Linked DNA regions of Homo sapiens: region 1 is linked to region 2. A link is a contact called in ENCODE Hi-C or POLR2A ChIA-PET data. All regions are on one chromosome and are shown on one strand. Each heading gives the region's core, a stretch centred on a gene start or an enhancer-like site at or near the end of the contact. The rest is flanking DNA. Distances are from core to core; before and after follow the strand shown. Region 1 overlaps GLI3 (GLI family zinc finger 3). Region 2 overlaps GLI3 (GLI family zinc finger 3).

Evidence for each region. A loop is a pair of places that touch in the nucleus more often than their neighbours do. ChIA-PET counts read pairs that join two places held with the same protein, here RNA polymerase II (POLR2A). Pooled maps may share reads with other maps.
Region 1: a loop to region 2 is called in a map of heart left ventricle, with 2.2 times the contacts of the local background. The contact joins two enhancer-like sites. A Hi-C loop is called at or near these places in 2 of 168 maps with a recorded cell type or tissue (colonic mucosa and heart left ventricle) and 4 of 50 pooled maps. POLR2A ChIA-PET finds 5 or more read pairs at or near these places in 1 of 52 experiments (WTC11).

The regions. Positions count from the first base shown.
Region 1 is chr7:42,093,656-42,100,127 of GRCh38, forward strand. The region is part of intron 3 of GLI3 (GLI family zinc finger 3); the gene reads right to left. Among named protein-coding and RNA genes, the nearest start is that of GLI3, 140 kb to the right of the region's middle. Within about 2 kb of position 3,721, at least 11 of the 41 ENCODE cell types and tissues checked have a DNase peak (open chromatin) inside an H3K27ac peak, as active enhancers do.
Region 2 is chr7:41,978,666-41,985,689 of GRCh38, forward strand. GLI3 (GLI family zinc finger 3) reads right to left here. Exons shown (of 15, transcript NM_000168.6): 11 at 1-83. Among named protein-coding and RNA genes, the nearest start is that of GLI3, 260 kb to the right of the region's middle. Within about 2 kb of position 1,251, at least 3 of the 41 ENCODE cell types and tissues checked have a DNase peak (open chromatin) inside an H3K27ac peak, as active enhancers do.

The DNA.
Region 1 (6,472 bases), core at 2,471-4,970, 120 kb after region 2:
CTATTATAACTATAAATCACTATAAATCACTCATGAAATTTAATACTGTCATGAAGAGTAATTAAATGCTAATGTAACAAATTTACAAAAGGAAAAACAAACACATTAATGGGGAATCTTAAGAGCTAGAGAACACTCCTGTATGGGAGCTTTCAGAAAAATCTTTGTCCCCAAAGAATAAACACTGTTTCTTTATCCAAAGCCAGAGGTCCTCAGGAAGTGAAAATCAGGAAAGGGCCACACTCCCCAAATAAACTCAGGACTGAGTGCTAAAGTCCAACTCCCTTCTTCAATGCAGAAAAAAGATACCAAAAATTGACTTTCATTCTGCATTATCCTACTAAGGAAACAGAGAGGAAGGGCGCAAAAGTCAAGCAGGAGATGAGGAGAGGCCAGTGCCCAAGAAGGGTCTTGGGGTTTAAAGGAAGTTTCAGGAAGGAGTCACAGTATTTCCCTCAAGGTCACTATCTCCCTTGCACTGCCCGCCCTTCAAATCATTGCTGGGTTGATACTCAGCTGTTCTTAGCTCTTCAACGATGCTGACTCTTAAAGTTTAGACAGGACAATTAGAACCACGAATTCTGTTCTGTGCTGCTTCAGTCCTAACACCTCAGGATTCAGTAAGTAGTTGCTGAATACAGGAACAAGTCAAAACCAATTCACTAGACAGGGTGTGGTGGCTCACACCTGTAATCCCAGCACTTTGGGAGGCTGAGGCAGGTGGATCACTTGAGGTCCGGAGTTCAAGACCAGCCTGGACAACATGGTAAAACCCCGTCTCTACTAAAAATACAAAAAATTAGGGCATGGTGGTGGGCGCCTGTAATCCCAGCACTTTGGGAGGCTGAGGCAGGTGGATCACTTGAGGTCAGGAGTTCGAGACCAGCCTGGCCAACATGTCGAAACCCCATCTCTACTAAAAATACAAAAAAATAGGGCATGGTGGTGGGCACCTGTAATCCCAGCTACCCGAGAGGCTGAGGCAGGAGAATTGCTTGAATCTGGGAGGCAGAGGTTGCAGTGAGCCAAGATTAAGCCACTGCACTCCAGCCTGGGTGACAAAGTGAGACTCTGTGTCAAAAAAAAAAAATTAATTAAAAAAAAAGACAATTCACTCTGCAGATCTAAGCAGCACTGCCAGGTACCAGGCCCCACGGATTCCCAAAAGCCTAATAAGCCAGTTGCTCCAAGGAGCCCCAGAGGGGAAGGAAGCACGTGGACTGAGGAGTCACAAAGCCACCCACAAGCACAACAGCTCAAAAGCATCCCAGGTCCAAAGACCGCACATGAGGGAGCAGTGGGCAGAGGACTAGGTAGGGGAAGGATGAGGGCCAGAGGAACCTCCTCTCCTTGAGGAAAAGCCTTGCTCAGAAAGGTGACCAGGAGTGTGGAGAAAAGACACCACAGACAAGCACAGCCTGCTCGGGGGCAAGGGCGTGCTTGGTGACTCCTAAGCAGCTCAGTGTTGCTTTCCAGCATCGGTCCTCCAACTTGACCTTGCCTCCAAGTTCCTGCAGAGCTTGTTACAATGAAGACTGCTAGGCTCCACCCCAGCAGTTTCTGACTCAGTAGGCCTGGGGTGGAGCCTGAGAATTTGCATTCCTAGTAAGCTCCCAGATGAGGCTGCTGCTGCTGGAGACCCTCCGGGAACCACGGAAGCGTGCAAGAAGATGAGGCCAGGCCTGTTCAGGGCTCCTACACCATGCAAGAGAGCACGGAAGGCTCAGCAGGAGACTGGAATGATCAAACACATCTTTTGGAAGTATTACTTTGGTGGTAACATGGAGAATGGGTTGGAGTGGAATGAAATGAAGGTGGAGAACAAGAGATGTAAAGACTCAAAAAACCAAGGCAGGGCAGTGGAAGGGAAATGAATGGGATGGAGGAGGGGCTCTGGGAGAAGCAGAAGTAAAGGACACAGGAGATGGGTGAGAAGAGAAAGATGGAAGGTGGGCTGACTCTAAGGTTCTGGCCCAGGTGAGTGTTAATGATGGTCCTGGGACCAAGGCAGCAACAGAGAAGGAAGCAGGAGAGGACACAAGAGGAGGGAGGAGAAAGCATGGATTCAGCCTGAGACAGGTGGGGTTTGAGGTGACCACCACAGCCAGGCTCCTGGTAGATGTCTGGAGGGAGGTGGATCTGGGATTTGAGAGCCACGTCTAGCCTGGAGATGGAGGCGGGAGAGGCGATCACAGGAGTGGATGGTGACATCAGAGTTAGTGATATCTCCAGGGAAGGTACAGGAAGAGGAAACCTGGAGGGAGGCTGGCAGTTAAGGGATGAGGGGAGGAAGCAGAGTTGTGCAAGGAGGAAATAGGAGAGACACAGGACAACCACCAGTCAGGGGCCTCCAAGGGGCCAGAGGGAGGAGGCAGTTTCAGGCAAGATGCACAGCTTCCGGAGCCAGGGTGTGTGCACTGCAGGGAGCTGACGGGTGGAGAAGCCAGGGTGAACACTGTGGTGCACTCCGGGATGTTCGGCTGCAAATAGAGAAGACAGGGCAGCAGCTAGAGAAGACCCAAGGCCAGAAGTGCTGTGTGGATGTTTTGACTCTGTTTGTTTATGGGTGGAAGGCACTGGAGCCACCGAAGTGGAGGAAGAATGAAGTGAGAAAGGAGAGTACCGATGGAGTCAGGGTCCCTAGAATCCAGAATAGGACGCAGGTTAGCTCAAACTCGCTTCCCCAGAAATAAAGGAGAGGGATGGGAGAGTACAGGAACGGGCTGGCTTTAAAGAGTGTCCAGTGTCAAGTAAAGCACCTGATCTGGTCCCACCCCTAAACAGCAGGCTCACGGGAGAAACTTCAAACTTGGTAGCATTGCTGAGTCAGAGGTCATGGTTTAAAAGGGGAGCAGGGTACAGGGCATTCCTCTTGGGAGTTTCAGCCTGAAGGACGCATTCAAAGCGGTCACACCTTTGCTGCCCACTGGCAAGGAGAACTGCTAAGATCCTCCAAGAGCGGGTGTTCAGGGTCCCTTCAGACTCCTGACCCTCCACTTTGCCTGGAGCAGCCACATCCCTCTCTGCCTGGAGAGGGGGAAGGAAGAGATTCCAGAAGCCAGGTCAGAGCATGGAGAGTAAGCAGCAAGGGCCCAGAGAACTCTGCCATGGAAATCAGCCATGAAACCAGACTCCAGCCACAGAGCTCCAAGGGCCTGGTGCCATCAAAGATAGGTTATCTCAAAAGACTGTTGCCTAAAAGTTGGATGTGATTGTGAGGGTTGGGGAAACACTTGGAGGCTGTGCTGCAGTGGCCAGGCCAAGCCAGGTTTTACAAGTTCACAGCAGCTGCGGTTGCTCTGCGGCCAGCCTAAGGGATGTTTAATAAAAAGCTGTGCTCAATTTCACCCCCTTCACATCCCTGAATTCAGCCTCTTTATTTATAGCCCCAGACTAGGCATGCAGTGGGAAATCAGAGAGGCCAGGAAAAGGAGAGGGAAAGGAGACAGACAGAGATAGAAGGAGTTAACAGGCAACAGCTTTTAAAGGGTAAAGCGTTTCAGAAACAGAGAATTCACTGGCACTCCCTGCTGCTTTTATTGCTTTCGTTCAACAGCTGGAGAAAATGTTTGATCAAAATATTTGTATTATTGTGTTTAAGTGAAATGACATATGACAGCTCATTATCCCAAACTCAGAATTCCCACAGCATCTGTCACAGCCACCCTATTAGAGACAGTCGCTCCCCCTGGAAGATGGAGGGGCAGGGGGCGGGAGATGTGAGACAGGAAGCAGCAGGCATCAGACCCCAGACGGTCTCAGCCTCACAGGCCCTGGCCCAGGCTCTGGTTAAGCACGAGGGGAGATGCTGGAGGGAGACGCAGGTGATGCCTGGGGCCTACCCCGGGAGCCCCCCTTCCCCTGGACACCAGCAGCCTGCCAGGAGCACGGGACCCAGCAGGGGCTCTCGTGTCCATGGAAATGGCCAGGATCCCCTCTCTTAGACATTACTTGGCAAACAGCATTTACTGATCTAAAATTTAACAAAATGTCTCTCTCAAGCCTTTGTCCTTTGAAAGAAGAAAAAATAACTTTTTAAAAATTATCATGCCATTTTCTCTGTCCTGAAGTGAGTAAACGTGTAATTCTGCAGAACTTGGCTTTATGAGCCTACGTTCCTCTCCATGACAACCTTCAAGGGCCTCAGTTCTGCTCAGGCCATGTCCTTCTACGACACCCCTAGTGGACAGATGTCAGGGTATATGTTCTATACCAGACATACCAGGGAGGGAAAATCATCTACCAGCTGCTTCCTGTGTGCCTAGCCCATTTCTGAGAACTTACTGGCCTTATTCAAATCCCATGACAATCCCAGGAGGCATATGATATTATCTCCTCTTTGCGGATCAGATTATGCTCAGAGAGGTTAAGCAATAAGCCCAATGACTCACAGTTGAAAAGTGGAAGAGTGAGGACCTAAAGCCACAGCCTTGACTCCCTAAAGCAGATTTATTTTCCACAGCCTGCAGGTATGACCACAGAGAGAAACGACACGTGAAGAAGAGTGCTCAGTGGCTGTGGGAAGGCAGGAATCAATGTGGATGTACTTGCACATGCCCTCCTCATCACACGCTGAACAAATTCTCATTATTAGACCATAGAAAAGTTTGTTTTTATCCCCATCTCTCTGTCTCTGTGTAATGTACTAAAAACTGACCCACGCTAACGGAAAAAGATGCTCTACATTTTAGCCCCATGTCAGCCATTTCCAAAAAAAAACCTCAGGGGCCTTCCCTCTTGAAGTTTTTGAGTCCCAGTTTCCTCACCTATAGGATCAGGGAGGTGATGTGTTTCTGTTTCATGGGGCTCCTATTCGATGTACAGCAGAGGGCTCTGAGGCAGTTCCCCAGAATAACCTTGTACACATGACTCCATATCTCTGAACATCCATTTTCTCAGGTGTAAAACCTACCATATAAACCTACTGGTCATTTTAGGAATCCAAACCAAAATAAGATCGTGTTTATAAATATGCTTTACAAGCTGGAAAGTGCTGTGTCAATTTAGGCTATCTTCCACCCTATCATTTGGGACTACCACAATGCCTCATTTCTAGCAATGCTTTTCACCCCAATTACAAATGTCCCTTATTCCCCATTGGGTCAGATTTTTCAGCTACCCCAAGAGAAAACGGAAATAAAATGGGCCCAGTATAGAACTCTCTTTATCCTGCTTGGGTACAGAGAGGATAGGTCGCAAATATCACAACCCAATTCCTATTTATTCTCTCAGAGTGTTTTGAGGCTGAAATACATAAGCTTGCGTGGGTAGAAGAGGGGACCCTTGTGGGTGATCCTAACAGTGGGGCATCCAAAAGGAAGAGCTGTCGCCATTCATCCAGGGATACATCTGCCCTGAGAGTGGCTCTATCCCCTGCCTGCTCCCCCGTGCCAAGGAGAGGGTGGTGATATCAAGGAGTACAATTTACCAAGGCTGAGTGAGTTCTGCCCAGGGACTTCATGCTCCGCCCTCTTCCCCACTATCCACATAGGGATCCCTGGACATGCCATTTTCAGAGCAACCAGTTGCTACATTGATAGTAACTTGACATGTTTGATCAGCTTAAGGCCAAAACTTCGGGTTAGGAAATACATATGCAAGCCAAGGTTTCACATTCTCCCAATAATGCTCACTTTGAGTGATTACTTCCTTTGAATTCGACACCATCTCCCATACACATTGTTTTTATAACTGAAAAGCAATCCACCAACCAACCAATGACTCATTCAATCAATACATGAAATAATTGAAATAGAGCATACTTAACAGGCTTTTTTCGTTAACAGTAAACATATTTGTAATTTACTAGATTTGTTTTTTTCTGTAACTTTAAATTTTTGTGCAATGAACATATTATATTTATTTAATTATTTTTAGAGATATGTTAGTTTAGTTAGTTATTTTTAGAGACAGGGTCTCACTCTGTTGCCCAGGCTGGAGTGCAGAGGTGCGATCACAGCTCACTGCAGCTGCGACCTCCCGAACTCAAGTGATTCTCCTGAGTAGCTGGGATGACAGGCACTCACCACACCTCACTAATTTAAAAAAAATTATTTGTAGAGACAGAGTCTTGCTATGTTGCCCAGGCTGGTCCCGTACTTGTGGCCTCAAGTGATCCTCCCACATTGGCCTCCCAAAGTGCTGGGATTACAGGCATGATCCACTGCATCTGGCCATGATATTTTAAATATAAGACAAAACACACTTTCGAAACAGTCTGACATTCTAGAAGTCTCTGTGACAGCATGCACATGCCAAAGTATTTTCTCTCCATGAGGATCACGGGCACGTTAGTGCCAATCCACTCTCTTTCTCTGTAACCAGCATCAACATGTCTTTGTAATGAAGAGCTGCTCATTGGATAATGTGTTTATAAAGTCTGTGTCATCCTCTTCAAGTCTAAACACAGGCAGCTTTCTCATAGCAAGTGGGTAGTTAACATGCCAAGTCAATCAATACCAGTGTCTCCCAC
Region 2 (7,024 bases), core at 1-2,500:
AAGGGTTTCTGCTCTCTTGAGCAGTCCAGCCACCTGCACACGAACTCCTTCTTCTCTCCATGAATATGGTCGTTATTTATATGCTGGGGTTTGGAAAAAGAGAGAGAAATCAAATGGAAACGTATTCATCATTTCTGAAGGCGACAGAAGAAAATGCAGAAAATACCCCAATCTTAAAAATTCTAAAGACCACAAGAATAACTTTACCATATTACAGATTATAAAAATTCCAGTTAGTACACTTCTCAAGTAAATTTGCTTTTGCTAACTGTGTATGCATGCTTCCTAACCAGTGGGAGTGGCAAGACCGGGATGGAGCCTGGCATTCCAGGAAATATACTACAGTACACTGGCCATCTGAAGAGCAGAGTTCAATTCCAGGTTTGGGACCAGCTAGTTATGAAATGAGGTGAGCCACTGTTGACCTTTCTGAATCTCTGTCATTTTTCCTTGCCAAGGCTGGCGATTGAGGCTAAACAACTGCAGAGATGTTCTCCAACTCTCACATGCTGGGCCATGGGTTAGCACCGCGGCTTAGGCTTCAAAAAGGGAAGGCACACACAGACATGCACAATTCCAGAACAAAAAAACCAAAAGCACTTGCAAATGAAACTTTAGCTCAGGGTTAATCAGACTGCTTCCTGAATAAGAATTGCAGAGAAAAGAATTATACTGAGGAAGAGGACTGTGTGGTCATCAACAAATAAGTTAGTCTTTCAGGGCCTTGGTTTTCTTCTTGTAGAAAATAAATGACTGGATTCACTAGTTGCTAAGGGACTTTCTAGCTCTAAAATTCTATTAATACAGTTTTTAACATAAAGATGAAGTTCTCTGAATTACTTACCAATTCATGGTTTTAGAATCATTTAATTTCTTGGATTAATACAATTAGGAATCATTAGAAACCTACTGCAGCATGAGAGGAAGAGAAGCTTCTTAATTTGAATCAAATTAAGGTCAATTTCAACAGGTTGAGCATACTATTTCAATGTCCAGCTATGGACTACTGAAGACATTTGCATCCTAGGTTGATGCTGTTGGTCTTTATTTTCTGGTGATTCTACATTTTATTTGCCTTAATTTAAGGCTTGTGGGAACACTTTCTGAAGTATACATAGAACTACATCACCAAAAAACTTCGTTCAATAAGAGAAAGCTCCCTTTGGCTCCATGCCTCGTGTGGTAGTGACACAACCTCTCATTACTTTCCTGCTGAGTCCAGGGCTCCTAAAGCGGTGGTCGCTGTGAGTCTGAAGGTGAAGTTCTGCCCTCAGAGTGTGCCTTTCCCAGTTACTCCACTAGATGGCCTTTCGCTTTAGGTAAAAAAAAGTTTTACAAAAGTAAAGTTTTCTATGCTGTTTCTGGAGTTTAAAACTGGGTGAGGACAGAGAAAAGAAATTGTTGTTCTCTATCTCCTCTCCTTGGAGCAGTTCCCAGAAAAATCTGATGAAGAGCAGAGAGAGAGTGGTACATTGCAGCACACAAGAAGAGAGCCAATGTCCCGTCAGTAGCTCCAAAAATGACACAGAAACTGCAGTGGTTGGGGAGCAACCCCACGGCAAACAGATGTGGGTTTCCTATGAAAAGCCAGCCATGCTCCATGTCAGTGTTTCTTTAAAGTTATGATGATGCACACAGGTATAGGAAGAGAACAGATGTTCTGGACAGGGGTCAACGTTCAATCCGCACGTCTGCTTCTAGTAAGTCTTTGTAGCCCATACACAAGACCAGGGCTTTCCCAAATGTGTGCTGAAGCCCAGCCTTGGAAACCAAGCTCACATCTTACAGAGGGGTTCTATGGATTCTCAAACGGGAGAAAAAGAAATGATCATACAAAAACACTCCCTAACAGTTGCTCTTGGTTCAGTTTTCCAAGTCATTGGAAATAAAGCTTGGATCCTTGGATTAATGCATATGAAAGGGAAAGAAAAAAGGAAGGAAGGGAGGGAGGAAGCAAGGAAGGCAAGCAGAGAGTGAGGGAGACAGAAGGAAAGGGAAGAATAAGGAAGGAACACAGGAGGGAGAAAGGAAAAGGTAAAATTGGGAAACTGAATTATAATTTGTGCTGAGCCAACTGCTTAAGGTTGGATCCATGTCTTATTAGTTCCCTGTTCTCTCTCATGCTTTTATGAGGATGTGCTGGGTGCCACTCACACCAGGCCCTGTGCTGGAGAACATGACAGACATGATTCTTGCCCCAAGGAATTAAGTCTACCAGAGGGAAACAGGTCATGGCTTAAATTACTATACAATTACAGTTGTGATAGGCATTATGAAGGGAGATAACAGGGTTTTATAAAAACATGTAATGGGATCATAAGTCAGTGTGCAGCATCAGGAATCAGGGTCCGCTTCTCCAATGAAGCAGCATTTAGAGCAGGACCTGAAGGATGAGTAGACACATCAGGTGTGCAGGGAAGGATGGGGTAGGAGAATGGGACACTACAGCGGACCGATGACACAGAAGTACCTGCAGAAGAACAGAGCCTGGTGCCTTTGAGGAACAGCGTGAGGGCCACGCATGGCAGGAGAGAACTGGCCAGGGAGAGACTGCCACCACTTGGCATGGCGAGAAGGCATGAGTTTTCTGTGGGTCAAGTGGACATCCATGACGTAGGTAAGCTTGGGTTAGCTTGCCAGGGCTCACCTAAAATGCTGTGTGCTCAGTCATGTCTCCAGCAGTGAGGATGTGGGAAATACCCCTGCATAAAACTCACATACACCCCAGGGGAAAGCCAGGCTTGCATGTCTGCCCCTGAAGAGGAGGGCATCAGGGAAACCTGGTGCTACTCAAGGGAGCAGGGGTGGCTAAGAAGGAGGTGCCAACAGTGGCCAGTAAAAAAAGGGACTCTCATATTTTCCTTTCCTGTCTCATCCAACACACTGGAGGAGCTGGACCCTAGAAAGAAAGGGAAGGCATCTCCTGGCAGCACTCCCAGGCCCCAGCTCCTTTAGGTGAGGTGGCAAAGGGAGGGCAAACAGCCTGCCAGTTCCCTTGAGGCCTGTGCCTCGCTGCTGACAGGGAAGGGAAGGCTCTGGATTGGACCTGAGATTGGACGTTTAAATTGGACACTTTAGTTATCCAAAGTGACGGGGAAGGTATAGAATCTGCCTACAATGGTGTTGAGGGATCCGGCACTGAGCAGAGAAGGGAGAACTGGCAACCAGCGGAGGAGGGCAGTGCCTGGAAAAATCCCAATCATTTCCTATTTATACCGCACCCAGCTTCTTCTACCTTTGCCACTGAGACAATGTGTGGAAATTTGAGTGGCAGGAAATCCCACACCAGTCAGCAAGCATGAACACCCTTGCTGTTGTCTCCATGTGGGGAGGGGTGGGGGAAACTTATGTTGGGCACTTAAAGCAACCTCATTTTCATAAGGTTAGCATCTTGGGAATGTTCCCTTTCCAATCCCTTAGACCCGAGTCCCAACTAATATATTTTTGCAATTTTCTGGAACTGCTCTTAAGTTCAAACTTGCATTGAGACCACAGTTATTTTTCTTTAAATGAAATTCTACACCTAGGAGGCTGGGGAACCAAGTCAATCTTCCTCTTCTTTACTGCTTAAATGCTGCACAGAGGATGTAATCAATTGCTATAAGGAAAAAGGGAGGCATCTCTCTGCCTGTTTAAGCAGTTCAAATGTATTTTAAGCTTAACATATTTCCTAGAACTAGATTTCAAGTGAAAATTAAAATTCTAAGAACTCACAGACTTAACATGTGCATGTGTTCTAAATATTTACTTTCCTTTAAAAAGCTGCATTGGGCCAGGCATGGTGGCTCACACCTGTAATCCCCATATTTTGGGAGGCTGAGTCAGGAGGATCACTTGAGCTCCAAGACCAGCCTGAGCAACACAGCGAGACCCCATGTCTAAAAAAAAAATCAGGGTGTGGTGGTATAGGCTTGTAGTCTCAGCCACTTGTGAGGCTGAGGCAGGAGGGTCACTTGAGCCCAGGAGGTCAAGGCAGTAGTGAGCCAGGTTTGCACTACTGCACTCCAGCCTGGGAGAGCAAGAACTTGTCTCAAAAAAAAAAAAAAAAAAGAAAATACATTGTACATTGCCCTCTGCAGTGAGTGTTCATCTGAGGGCCTATATCACAGTAGGCAGAGCACTGGAGGGCAATGGAGGAAGCATTCCAGACAATTTCTGATGAGTTGTGTACCTTTGGACAGACCAATTCACCTATTTGGCCCTTACTTTTCTCATCTGTAAAATTAGAGTAATGAATTAGATCAGGTGTTGGCAAACATTTTCTGTAAAAGCTAGATAGTAAATATTTTAGGCTTTACAGGGCTGTAAGCAGCCACAGACAACATTTAAATGAATGGGTTATCTGTTCATTTATGAATGTGGAAAACTTTCACGTGTCACAAAATATTCTTTGACTTTTTTTTCAACTTTTAAAAAGTCTAAAAACCATTCTTAGCTCATAGGCTGCACAGAAACAAGCAGCTGGATTTGGCCTATGGGCCATTGACTGCTAATCCCCAAAGTGGATGAGCTCTGTTTCCTTCTCGTACTAACATCTGACAGGTGAGCCCTCAAGCCTGAGAAAGCAAAATTAGAAGGAGGTACGTTCTAGTGCCAGAGAAAAGAAAAGGCAGTAGGAAGGACTGAAAATCAGGATCCTGCGCTATAAAAGGTACCCCAACGAAGGGAGGGCCATACATTAGGCCAAACTTCACTGTTTGTATCATATTCCTAGGACTAAGAAAAAAAAACACATTCTTTTTCTCACCAAAATCCAAGGTAGATAAGAAAAGTGATAGGCAATGAATTCTTAACATTCGATGGACGAATTGACCCCATATGAAGCTGGCCTGAAATTCAATGGGCACGAGTTTATTTGTGGTTTCATTGAAAATTTGACTTCCCAGCAGTGAAAACGTTAATCAAATATATAAATAATTTAATTGGAGGGAAAATAATGCATGATTAAATTCCAAACTAATCCAACACATAGACATGCAATTTGCCAGAGGCCCGAGAGTCAGAAAGAGATAGATGGTGTAAATTACAATGTGGCATGCCAACTCTCTCGGCGCAGCCACTCTGAACTCTCCCTGTCTGAATAAACAGGGCCAGGACATCAGGACCAGGAAATTTCCCCAGAAAAGCCAAGTCCCGACACTGAGCTTCCCGATGGGTCCATGTCTTCAGTTTTCCAATTGGGGCTCCAAGCATTAGCCTTAGGGAACTGGTGACTGAGGAAGTGAACACCTCATGAGCCCATAGCAAACCAATGAAATGATGTTTTTTTAACTGTCATCGAATGGGAGCAAAATGAGCCACGACTCAGTATTTCTTCCACTGTTTCTTCCACTCCTTTGGGGCTCCGGGAGCCCATAGAAAGGTGGGAGAAATCACAAGCTGGTTTAGCAATCAAGGAGGCAGAAGGTGCTTCTTTCTTTTAACGGAGTTTCTTTGGGAAGCCGAGCCCTGGATGTCCACCAAGGAGGCTTGGAGAGCTACAGGAAGAAATGGGAAAGTGAAGCTTTTCTTTCACTAGCAGCAAAATAGATGCCACAATGGACTTTACTGAGCTAATCAGGGTCCTTTCTTCTCACTTTGTTATTTCACTATTAGCTCAGAGCAGGCAGTTTTCCCTTGGTCTGTTCCTAACCCTCCAGATGAAAGGACACATGCAGTCCATGGCTCGCAGCTCTCCAAATAAAGCCGCCGTTCACGCAGCTCATGAGGCTGGGAAGTACACTTCTGCTTTCCTTCAGTCTCCTCTCCACCAATTCCCACTCAGAAACACAGTTCTCTGGATCGATAAGTGTCCTCCCTTCTAAGTGACTTCTTCAGAATGCTACCACAAGGCTCAAATGTGTGTGTGCAAGATCTGCACATCCCCATTCAAACCCTGCCCGAGGGAATCACTAATCCATAGATACACACCTGGCTGCCTCAAAAGTCTGTCCACTCTTTACATCAGCCAGTTTCTTAACATCAAGAAGGTGAATTCCACTGTTGTAATAAAAATATTACCTTTAAGCATTGCTAAAAACAGTGGAGGGGGGAAACGCGAAGCTTCAGGCTCAACCCTCACCAGTTTCCAGACAGCTCCCCTGCGCATGTACTTTTCACGCCAGTCTTTCTGTCAGTATCTAATGTTTCTCAAATCCCACAGAACTGCTTTATCAATTTAAAAGATTTCTACAAGGTACGACGCCAAGTTCATCACAACACAAGCTACATGTAAAAGCAAAATATATGTTCATAGTTTTCAAATACATATGATCTCTCTCACATACACACAAACACCCATGTGCACACACAGGTGGTGTTATGGCCTTCATAGAAAATAGAATAAGGGCTTAGAAAGCAGTGTGTTCCATATATAAACATCTAAGAAAATGGAACAGCCTTTCTGGCTGGTAGTTCACTGGGTTCACTGGTGAGTCACTGGTGGAAGGCTGAGCACACTTGCTCCACCCCCAGTTGTATTTCCAATTCATGCCTTTGCTACATTTCTCTCTCTTGAACCATTAAGATGCCACCATTTGTTGCGGTGATTATATTTTTAAAAGGCAGAAAATAAAACTGAAACATTCTCTTCTCAGAATGTCAAACTGGAAATGTTTGATAGTTTCAAAATCTTTTTATGTTAGTCTACCAGGTGAGCTCATAAATGCAGCTTGAGTTAATTAATACACTGAACAGGATTCGATAATTTGAAACTTCTGTGGGATTTGCTGGGGAAAGATATTAAGAAAGTCTTCTACTTTGACATAAGATGGGATATAAAGAAGTAAACTATTTCAAGTAAGCTCAATTTTCAGTGTTTCTTGACTTTATGTTATAAGCCTATTACTCTTTAGGTAGTATTACTCTTTAGGTAGTAGTCCAGAAATATTTCTGAAAAGAAAAAAATGGGAAAATAATTTAGAATCTATTAAAATTTAATTTATATTAAAACTGATTTGCAAGAAAGACTGAAATGTTTTGCCTAAAAAAACACTTTCCACAAGAATCCCTCAAAACTTCCTGCCTGAAATAAGGTCTATACCCT